Regions from separate parts of the Homo sapiens genome. Here regions 2, 3 and 4 are each linked to region 1. A link is a contact called in ENCODE Hi-C or POLR2A ChIA-PET data. All regions are on one chromosome and are shown on one strand. The core of a region is the stretch at or near the end of the contact, and the rest is flanking DNA. Distances in the headings are between cores, read along the strand shown.

The links. A loop is a pair of places that touch in the nucleus more often than their neighbours do. ChIA-PET counts read pairs that join two places held with the same protein, here RNA polymerase II (POLR2A). Pooled maps may share reads with other maps.
Region 2: a map with no recorded cell type shows a loop between it and region 1 (7-fold over the local background). The contact joins the promoter of SLC1A4 here to the enhancer-like site in region 1. A Hi-C loop is called at or near these places in 5 of 37 single-sample maps with no recorded cell type and 7 of 50 pooled maps. POLR2A ChIA-PET finds 5 or more read pairs at or near these places in 1 of 52 experiments (activated naive CD4-positive, alpha-beta T cell).
Region 3: a map with no recorded cell type shows a loop between it and region 1 (2.9-fold over the local background). The contact joins two enhancer-like sites. A Hi-C loop is called at or near these places in 3 of 37 single-sample maps with no recorded cell type and 3 of 50 pooled maps. POLR2A ChIA-PET finds 5 or more read pairs at or near these places in 2 of 52 experiments (OCI-LY7 and activated CD4-positive, alpha-beta T cell).
Region 4: a loop to region 1 is called in a pooled map, with 2.2 times the contacts of the local background. The contact joins the promoter of LINC02245 here to the enhancer-like site in region 1. A Hi-C loop is called at or near these places in 7 of 37 single-sample maps with no recorded cell type and 3 of 50 pooled maps. POLR2A ChIA-PET finds 5 or more read pairs at or near these places in 2 of 52 experiments (activated CD4-positive, alpha-beta T cell and activated T-cell).

The regions. Positions count from the first base shown.
Region 1 is chr2:64,112,957-64,115,656 of GRCh38, forward strand. The region is part of intron 1 of PELI1 (pellino E3 ubiquitin protein ligase 1); the gene reads right to left. Among named protein-coding and RNA genes, the nearest start is that of PELI1, 30 kb to the right of the region's middle. RefSeq lists an enhancer at 1,168-1,247. Within about 2 kb of position 1,280, at least 5 of the 41 ENCODE cell types and tissues checked have a DNase peak (open chromatin) inside an H3K27ac peak, as active enhancers do.
Region 2 is chr2:64,987,970-64,990,669 of GRCh38, forward strand. It overlaps SLC1A4 (solute carrier family 1 member 4), which reads left to right and starts at 1,430. Exons shown (of 8, transcript NM_003038.5): 1 at 1,430-2,201. The coding sequence starts at 1,675. RefSeq lists silencers at 740-1,439, 1,650-1,829 and an enhancer at 1,432-2,016.
Region 3 is chr2:64,729,225-64,731,924 of GRCh38, forward strand. No RefSeq gene overlaps it. Among named protein-coding and RNA genes, the nearest start is that of SERTAD2, 77 kb to the left of the region's middle. Within about 2 kb of position 1,432, at least 33 of the 41 ENCODE cell types and tissues checked have a DNase peak (open chromatin) inside an H3K27ac peak, as active enhancers do.
Region 4 is chr2:64,931,142-64,933,841 of GRCh38, forward strand. LINC02245 (long intergenic non-protein coding RNA 2245) reads right to left here and starts at 1,306. Exons shown (of 3, transcript NR_036586.1): 1 at 1,204-1,306. RefSeq lists enhancers at 1,681-1,820, 1,861-1,930, 1,971-2,120.

The DNA of each region.
Region 1 (2,700 bases), core at 30-2,529:
TAAAATCTGAGTAAAAGAATTCTTCAAAATGAATTCCTAGGCTGGGCATGGTGGCTCATGCCCGTAATCCCAGCACTTTGGGAGGCCAAGGTGAGAGGATCACTTGAGGCCAGGAGTTTGAGACCAGCCTGCGCAACATAGTAAGACTCCCGTCTCTACAAAAGATTTAAAAAAAAAAAAGTAAAAACAGAAAACATTAGCCAAATGTCATGGCATGCACCTATAGCCCCAGCTACTCAGAAAGCTGAGGTGGGAGGATCACTTGTGCCCAGGAGTTTGAGGCTACAGTGAGCTGTGATCCTCCAGCCTGGGTGACGGAGAGAAACTCTGTCTCAAAAAAAAAGAAAAAAAAAAAAAAATTCCTGAAGTCATGTACTTGAGAACTTTAAATGAGTATGTACATAAAAAACATCCGAATGTCTCGATTACTGGCTTCATTTGTTGGTCTTCAATTAAGTTAGTTTGACCTCATGTATTCAGCCCTATCCCAATGTTATCTAGCACCAAGAACATGAAATAGCACCATTAATTCTACTCAAGACTAGAAGAAATGCTAAAGAAAATCTTCCTAATAAAACTGTCTTCTATTTTATCTATTACTTTGAAACTTTGCTTGATACTCGAAAGCATGTTGCTCTCATTAGCAGGAACTAAACTTCCAGAGTTAAAAAAAAATTTTAAAATAAACATATTCTGGAATAGTGTTATTTTCTTTGTGGGCTGGGAGAACATGAAAAGTTACTCATAAAATATGTATTTATTAGGAATAGTATTATTAATTTGACTGTTAAACATTCTAATCATTTCCTTTTTAAGGGCCAGTGAAATACAATTATTTTCATATCAAGTCTTCCCAAAGGAAAGACTTTGTATAATATCTGTCAGTTTCACCTAAAGAAGAAAAACTGAGAAATCAATCTTTGTCTCTCAACCTAACAAATGTTTTCTTTCATTATTTACATCACACACAGCCTTTTGCTTACTACCTACTAAACACAAGTACAAAATTCCTGCCCTAAAAAAAAAAGCAAAACAAATACTAAGCAAGGGACAAAACAAATCTTATGCAGATTGTTTACATATCTTCTGAGCACTTCTATTTTAGTGGGCAAGTGGGTAGGCATAATGGGGTACTGAGAAAAAAAGGAAAATGTTTTAAAACATGAAAATGTTATAACATTTTTTTATGATGAAAAACAATGTGGACTGCATATATTATCTCAGATAAAACAGATTTCCATCTATACTAGAGTTTCCTTGTGGCTGATTTCAAAAGGATGACTCAAACAGAAAGAACTGCTTTAGTATGTTTGCGGTGGAACCATTTTATGAAACCAATTCAGCTGATGACTGGAGTTTAATTCATAGCAGTTTCTTGATAAGAGTGAAAATTTAATCACCTTCTTCATTCTTTTGCAACCAGCAGGAGTAACACATAGCATTTTTACATAAAAGGAGAAATAATGGTGTGCAGTAGTAGTTGGAGGTTACTACTTTCTGCTAGTGTCTTTTAGCTTCTCAACACAGCAGTGGAGGAAGTGAAGTCTATGTTCCCCTTCCCAAGATACAGGACACCACCTGTGTAAATTCCCACCCTCCTCTCTTAGAGAAGCCAAATAGCATGCTGATAGTATATCACCTACAGGGATAACTTATTTCATCCTGATGGAAAAGGAGTTAACATCTTTCCTAGGGACAGTATTTGTTCCTTTAACTGGGGCTTCTCAACTTGGGCATTACTGACATTTTGACATTGTGGGGCACTGGCCTGTGCATTGTAGGGGGTTCAGCAGTATCTCTGGCCTTTCTGTTCTACCTAGATGCCAGTAGAACATTCTAGTTGTGACTTTAAAAATGCCTCAACTTCCTATCTCCCCACTACTCACTCCCCTACCTTGTGAGAACCACTGCTCTAATCTTGAAGACAACATACATTGTTCTTAGGATGGAAATTTCCCCTTTTTTTGGCATACTTCTTGGCACACAGTAAGGTACTTAATGTTTGCTTACTAACATTATACTGATACTGATAATAAAAGGTTATTTATACTAAGACTTGTGTTAGTAAAGGCCGTGTAGTTGAAGGCGGGTGTAGTTTCAGTATTTTACTAGAATTGATAGGGGCTGAGAGTGAGAATGAGAATCTTGCCTTGATGGCAATTAATGATTAATGTTTCTGTACATTTAAAATATTTTAATATTGTGGCTACCTCTCTCAAATGGTTGAAGGAAAGCGACTAGAGCTGGAGTGGCCACAGAAGTAGCTATAAGGCTACTGCTGGGTAGCCTGCTGTTTAGAGAAAGGCAAATCTTTGGAGGCTAGATAAGTATCTTCTGGACTAAGGGGCCCATATTTAGAAAAATTAAAAGCAGGTTTTGGCAAGCATGGGAGAATTCTTTTAGGTCAACAGAGGGTGTCAATTTGAATCAACCTTGGGGTAAGGTCTATCTTGAACTTGCATAGAATGGTAATTAGCCAAATGCTTTCACGTAAGATTATTTTATTTGACCCCCATAATAGCCCTGTGAATTGGGTAGGAAAGTCTGAACTCTATTTTCCAGATAAGGGAACTGAGTAGGTCAGAAAAGCCCAGTGACTGAAGGCCAAAGAACTCTGGCAGAGCTAGGACTGAGATCCACATGTTAACTCAACATACATTACCCCATTTAATTTCTATTACAACTATAAAGTACAATCAT
Region 2 (2,700 bases), core at 180-2,679, 880 kb after region 1:
CTTGTCCCAGAAAGAGAGGAAAGAAAGGAAAGAAAGGGAAAGAAGGAAAGAAGGAAGGAAGGGAGGGAGGGAGGGAGGGGGGGAGGAAGGAAGGAAGGAAGGAAGGAAGGAAGGAAGGAAGGAAGGAAGGAAAAAGAAAAAACAAAAGACCACCCACGGAAGTCTTTAAAGAACAATTCACAAGCAGAATAAAAAAATATAAAAATATAATAACTGTGATACAGTAAAAAGACTCAGCAGAAGTTTCCCTTGTAACTCGCGTGGCCAAAGCAGATATCAAATAAAAGATGAAATAAACAGGAAATCCATAGAACGTGAACAATAAGGAACCGTTCAGGATGGCCAAACCGCCGTCTGCGCTGTTTTCTCGCCAGGGCTCAGGCCTGGGAACGGAAGAGGTTAAAATCCAGTGGCTTGTGTTTCAGCTTTGGTTACGTGGCAGAAACCAACTGGAAGTGGTGGCGTGAGAGCTCTGTTTCTTCTAGAAGAGCTTTGCGTCTTAAACGCCCATACCGCAGACAGCTGCCTGGCGGGCGACCCAGCCCCATCCTGATGGCCCCAGGACACAAGCCCAGGAGCGCCCCGGTGCGCGCGGTTCCGCGGCCCAGGGGCGCCGGGTTTGGTGGCACAGCGAGCCCCCTTTCTCTAGCGGTATGGCTGCGTTAGAGCCCTAATGAGCGCGTGCGAAGGCTCCCCTTATTCATCCATCCTCCGGTCCGTCCTTTGTCTCAAGGCCGGGGCCTTGCTGGGCACCATGGCGTGCTTTACCGCACAAGCCCCTGAGGACCCCTGGAAGAAGGGATCTTCCGCAGGAGGGGACGCGACGGCAGGACCGCCCCGGGCCCCCTCACCGCGCCCGGCCCCCTGGCGGGAGAGGCCGGCGAGCTCTGGAGAGGAGCGCGGGCCGCGCGGGGCGAAAGCGCCACCCGGGAGAGAGGGATCCTCCCCTCTCCTCCTCTCTTCTCCCCTCCCCTCCCTCCCCTCCCACAGTCCTCAGGAGGAGGAACGCCGCTGCGTTCTAAGTTCTCCCGGGCCCTCTGGCCCCGAGGACTCAGATCCCGGCCGCGGGAGAGGGCCCGGCAGGTGCCAAGGAGCCCGGGCGGTCCTTCAGCCCGCACTTCCCCGCGGTCGCCCGGAGCCGGCCTCCGTTAGCCGGGCGGGTAGGCGGCTATTGGCGCCAGGATTGGCCGGCGCCGCCCGCGCCCCCGCGGCCTCGGGTGGAGCCTCCCGCCCGGCCGCCCCCTGCGGCACCCGCGACACGGGTGGGGACCAGAGGCTCCCGGCGGCGGCTCCCGGCGGCGGCTCCCGGGCTGTGATTGGCCAGCGCCACAGGGGGCGGGACGGCGGGCGTGAAGTGAGCGGGCTGGGGCCGCTGGCGCGCCCTCCTACTTCCCCGTCTGCGTCCGCGTTCGCGGCTCCCGTTTGCATCATCTCCAGCCGGCGGCTGCTCCAGGGAGGCTGGGCGCGATCCTCTCCGCCCGCGGCTCCAACCCGCACTCTGCGCCTCTCCTCGCCTTTCTCGCACCTGCTCCTGCGCCAGGCCCGGAGACCCCCGGGGCGGCTTCCCAGAACCTGCGGAGCACAACTGGCCGACCGACCCATTCATTGGGAACCCCGTCTTTTGCCAGAGCCCACGTCCCCTGCCACCTCTAGCTCGGAGCGGCGTGTAGCGCCATGGAGAAGAGCAACGAGACCAACGGCTACCTTGACAGCGCTCAGGCGGGGCCTGCGGCCGGGCCCGGAGCTCCGGGGACCGCGGCGGGACGCGCACGGCGTTGCGCGGGCTTCCTGCGGCGCCAAGCGCTGGTGCTGCTCACCGTGTCCGGGGTGCTGGCGGGCGCGGGCCTGGGCGCGGCGTTGCGCGGGCTCAGCCTGAGCCGCACGCAGGTCACCTACCTGGCCTTCCCCGGCGAGATGCTGCTCCGCATGCTGCGCATGATCATCCTGCCGCTGGTGGTCTGCAGCCTGGTGTCGGGCGCCGCCTCGCTCGATGCCAGCTGCCTCGGGCGTCTGGGCGGCATCGCTGTCGCCTACTTTGGCCTCACCACACTGAGTGCCTCGGCGCTCGCCGTGGCCTTGGCGTTCATCATCAAGCCAGGATCCGGTGCGCAGACCCTTCAGTCCAGCGACCTGGGGCTGGAGGACTCGGGGCCTCCTCCTGTCCCCAAAGAGACGGTGGACTCTTTCCTCGACCTGGCCAGGTAACACTCTCCACCTCTCCCAGGGCCCAGTGGGAGACGCCAGTTCTCGGATGCCCTCCAGTTCATACACCCATATGCTTATACACTCCTAAGAGTTAATTCTTAGCTGGCTGCTGGTGGCGTTTAACGTTTTAAAAATATCAAAATGACGTCTGGAGTTTTTGCGTGCTGACCACACCTTTGCAAACAGCTGGGGCGCACCGCACAATCGAAAGAGCAGGGCCGCATCTTTGAGCAAGAACCAGTCCCCACCGTTAGGTGGGCGTTTGTTAGGGAAGAGCCAGCCGCCCCGCCTGTTCTTTACTCCTTATACTCTCGCGCTGCTCTCCCCGGTAAAAATGTTCCGACCACGCCCCAGTGGCTTCGCCTCATTTTCTCCCACATGGTGCCTAAAAGCTTCTGGGAGCATTGGTTAAGTTTTGCCTCTTGGGTCATCCGGCTTGCAATCTATGGCCTTCTCTGTTACAGTCCTTGGCTGCGAAGGAAGCTGGCAATTTTC
Region 3 (2,700 bases), core at 182-2,681, 620 kb after region 1:
GTGTCGAACTCCTGACCTCAGGTGATCCTCCTGCTTCGGCCCCCCAAAGTGCTAGGATTACAGGCGTGAGCCACCGCGCCCAGCCCAAATGTACTTTTTCTCTTGGGTATATTTTAGTCAACTATTGTATAGATGCTAGCTTACTGAGGTTGCTAAATAATTAACTTCTGATTATCACAGCTTTATTTAAAACTCTTTTTTTTGAGTGCTTGCTATCTGCCAAAGTACATTTTAAAAAGCCGTTTATTTTTTAAAACTACATTTGCTTTAATGTATAGGATGTTAATACATTTTCAGTCTAGGGTAAACTAAAATCAACATAAATTTGTATTCCCTAAACATACACCTCCCAGGTGAGCTGCTCCAAGTTCCGGGCATTCAGCAGAGAAGGTCCACATACTTCACTATGGATAATCCACAGATATCTAAGCACTCTTCCTGCCTATTCTTAATGTCACCCTGAAAAACTAACTTAGTCACAAACAGAAAACCAAGAGCTACCTACAGCCTGAAGTATTCCCAAATCATATATGCAACTATATAAATCATGGAAGGTAATAGTTCTTTTTCTACTTTTTGTAACTGCCTGAAAATAAACCAGAAGTGGGCACATGAGAAAAGACAACTATTTCATATAACAAATAAGTTATATTTTCACCAGTGGCTATTCAACTTTCTCCTCCTCCCCCAATAAAATTCTGATTTCTAACTAATAGAGCAGTCCTTTCATGTTGGTTTTGTCTCTTCCAGTTAACAACACAAAAGAATTACGACGATTCATCCTCTCAATTTTATGTAGCTTTCAGAAGCCAAATGAGCAACAGGATCATCTTGTTAATAAATCTTTCCAATTAAGTTGTGAGTGTAGGCTTATGTTAGATTTTTCAAAGGCTCTCTCAGAAGCAGAGGAGTGGGTTACCTTATTGTCTAGGAGTTCCCAAATGCAGAAAGAGTGTATCTGATGTTAATGCACAGATGTCTTGACTGGGGAAAAAAAGAAAACTCATAAATCATCACCCCACACATTTTAGATGGGAGAGGAAATAGCAGAATGGAACAATTAACAATTACTATTCTACAGAAATTATTTAATATAGTGGAAAGAGAGACAAGGCAGGGTTTAGAAGGCCTGAATTTCAGTCATTCCACCACCATTTACTAACTTTTTTATTCTCTGGACTTGAATTGGCACATTTCTAACATAGGAATAGCCACAATTCTCTTGCTGATCACACAGATTTGTTGTTGGGATTACATGTGAAAATTCACAGATAAGTATTTTAAAAACAGTTTTAAAGGGCTACTCCAGTATTTCTGACATTAACAAATTTCTCTGCATTGCATTCACTCAAGCGTGACTGAAGATGATCAAAGCCAGCCCTTCCACAGCTCTGTCAATTGGGAATCTCTGAAGTGGGTCTGCTATCACCACTGCATGGGGTGACGTCAGGCTGTTGTTTACAGGAGAAGAGAGGCTGCCAATTTCCACTGAGCCCAAGACCTCTATGGCCAGGCTTCTCAGTCTGCACGTGAGCAAGAATGGACTCTTTATGCGTGGCATGTGTGGACATGCACCAGTTCACGTTCAGCGGCACTAAAACAACAAAACTGCTTAACTGCTTGGTGTGTGCACAACAGCATGTACTTTGGATCTTACGATTTCACTAAGAAGACTAAGCAAAATTGATCAAAATGCAACTTTCACTTTTGTTACTCTGAAAGCGGGGAAAACCTGTCATTCGGCAACTTTATCCTCAGTTTGATTTTTAAAAAGCATTTTGAAAGCAAAACAGTTGATTCTAGTTTTTACAGAACTCTCCTCAAGCTCTACATTCACTAACAAAAGAACTATGGACAAAATATTTCAAAGCATGAAATATATTCAGACTGCAGTAACCAAGTTTTATAGGAACCACTTCATTTTCAGAGTGGTTGCAGTTGCTTCCTCCTATAAGTTCAGGAAGTACTCACTCAAGTACTAACATAGTCTAACTGAATCCACTTTGGGGAGATATTTTGTTACATTTATTACTATAAACAGGAAAAAAATCTGGCTTATTAACATTTGCCCATTCATGAAATTTCCTGGCAGAAAGCAGCCTGTTAAATCAAATTTAGAGGGCAAAAAAGAAAATAGGGGCTGCTTTCATTATAATCTTTCTTCAACTATCCATCACCTTCTGGGACAGCAGTCAAATCAGGAATAATATGGGAGCGGATCGTGTTTATAACTGGCAATGAAACTTTACCTCAGACAATAAATCTCGTGTAAATCCTAACACTGGAACACTGAAGAAGAGATGGAAGAGATGTGGGAAATATTCTTGGTCCCTGGAAATTAGTTTCTTTGGTCCTGTTTTAAGTGTAGCTGAAGAAAGGAGAAACTATGGCTCAGGAATAAAATGAAGCCCAGAAAGAATCCCAAGTTCTGTTTTTGGCTCTGCAGTTCATTACATATAATCCTAGGTCAAACACTTAGCCAAGATGGTCCTTATTCTCAGTGTATGAGAAATGGTGATGATAATAGAAAATACTACTTTTCAATTTTTAAGAGGACATAAGAAAAAAAGAAGACAACGAGTGAAAGTTTTATGCAACATTACATTACAGGAACTAGAAAAGAACAGAAACATGGACTGCGCATTCAGCCGGACCCTGGCCATCTCCTCTGAGAGCTGCGGAGGAGAACTCACTAAATAA
Region 4 (2,700 bases), core at 56-2,555, 820 kb after region 1:
GCTCCTAGTACTGATGGGGTTCAGGCACAAGGAGGTTGGATACTGGCAATCAGGAAATGAAGGGCAATGTCACTAAATGGCTTGAGTCCCAAAGAGATAGTCATTTATTTTAATTTTTTTCTAGAGAAAAACAGTTTAGATGCATTCAGACTATTTTCTGTTTTTTCATTCACATGTTATTTTTTATGGAATGAAATCTATCAATATCTTCCTTTATGGTTTGGGTGATGTTTCAGGGTGTTCAATCATCCCCATTTGCATGGAACTGTTCAGTTTTAGCACTGAAAGTCCCACATCCTGGGAAATTCCTCAGTCCCGGGCAAATCAGAACAGTTGGTCACCTTAGAAGCCATGGACTCTCATACTTCAAAAATTACCAATAGTCTCGCAACCAGTTCTCTCCTTTCATTCTCATCCCTCCTCTCTTGCTGAATTATTATCCAAAATACAAAAGAACAAACTCACAGACTGGTAGGAACCTACATCTTTAATCCTAACCCCCGTTACCTGCTTTGGATATCCAACACTCTAACCAAATAGGCTTAATTAAATATGATTCCCCAAACACCCCCACCCCAGGTGTCTCAGTCACTCTGTGCTGTTATAAATGACTATATACTGGGTGGCTTAGACAACAGAGATTTATTTCTCACTGTTCTAGAGGCCGGGAAGTCAGATCAGGGCGCCAGCATGGTCGGCTCTGGTAAGGGACCTCTTCCTCGTTTGCAGATGACCATTCTCTCGTTGTGTCCTCACATGGCAGAGAGGATAGAAAGCAAGCTCTCTCCTGTCTTTTCATGAAGACACTAATCCCATTCATGAGGGATTCACCCTCATGGCCTAATTACTTTCCAGAGGCCACACCACCTAATGCCATCACAATGGGGACTGGGCTTCAACAAGTCGATTAGGGGGAAGGGGGGAGCCACAAGCATCCAGTCCATAGTACCAGGCTCTCATATCTCAGGCCTCTGTTCCTGGTCTTCTCCTTCCCTGAATTTTCTCTCCCTTTGCAGCCTGCCTGCCTCCCATTCTTCCTTTCAGACCTTCCTTTGAAGCAACCTTGTCTAGGAAGGCTTTGCAACCTGAACTCTTCCTCCTTAGATATTTATAGCTCTTTGAGCTCCTCTATTAATTATAACAAGGTAGTAAGTGACAGAACATCTGACACCAGATGGCTCAAACAAACGAAAAGCACCCTACCTTTGGAAGGTAGATCCACATTCAGGCATAGTCGGATTACAGGATCAGAGCATAGCCATCCAGATTCTGTATCTCTTCCTCCATCTCTCAACTCTAGGTTACCTCTCTCCTCGGGCAGCCCCTCCCCTCACAGCTGTAAGAGCATCGGCAGCTTCTTGGGCTGCATTTTTTCAGGGTATGGGAAAAGAGGAGGAGTTACTATATCAACATCCCCAGAGGCTGAAAATGCCCCTGACTGGACCACTTTATTCCATCGCTGTGGTCAGGAGGTTGTGCAGGGCCATGAGGCTGCACAGGTGGTTGTTATGCATTGCATGACACCAAGAGGTGCCATTCACATAGTCTGCAACACAGCTACCGGACCGAGCACACCCTTTCACCTCTCTGGGTCTCAGTTTCATGAGTCAGATAAGAGTGACAAATCTGAGGTCTCCTTTAGTCCTACAGATCTACCATTCCACCATTCTGTGACCTCCTCTGTTGAAATAGTATTTTAGTGGTTTGGCTATCTTTCCATGAAGAGTTCTTAAACTCTCTTTTTATCTATGTTCATCCCCCTCCAGAATAACAAGTGGGTGGTAAGCTTTTTTAAAAAGAGGAAGCAGAGAAGCCCAAAGAAATTAAGATGTAAAAATAGTACATTGTGAAAATTCTCAGTTCCGTGTTACCACTGGTCATATCTATTTGGCTGGACAAGTTATAATGTAGTCGCCATTTGCTGAGTGTTTGTTACATGCTTGCTTCTAAATGTTCCTTGTGTGTTACATCTTCTAGTTTCTTCTGGTGACCCCCATGGACTAGATGGTACTGTACCTGTTGTTCCCATTTTATAGACAAAGAAAGTAAGCCCTGGAAAGTTGCTCGGGGTGCATGTTCACCGAATGGTGGCATCTGGATTTGAACATATGTTTGCTGGGCTTCACATTTCTCTCTGACCCAACACACTGTGTCACTCCTTCGTCAGAGTCTCTGCTGGAGTTCATCGAGTCTCAACTGGGGGCTCTAGCCCAAGGGAGTGATGTACTTGCTGGTTCACAGGAACATGAGTGTTTTTAAAAGGAAGATTCAATTTTAATATAATTAATAATTATAAATAATAACAATTTTATATTTGGAAATTTTTATTTTCTGACAAAAGTATAGAAAGTAAAATTCAATAAAATACTCTTGGCTGGTTGCAGTGGCTCATGCCTATAATCCCAGCCCTTTGGGAGGCCAAGATGGGTGGATCACGAGGTCAAGAGAGTGAGATCATCCTGGCCAACATGGTGAAACCCTGACTCTACTAAAAATACAAAAATTAGCTGGGTGTGGTGGCACACGCCTATAGTCCCAGCTACTCGAGAGGCTGAGGCAGGGGAATCGCTTGAACCTGAGAGGCAGAGATTGCAGTGAGCCGAGATCGCACCACTGCACTCCAGCCTGGTGACAGAGCAAGACTCCATCTCAAAAAAAAAAAAAATACTCATGGCAAGTGGGGACACACAGACAAGAGAG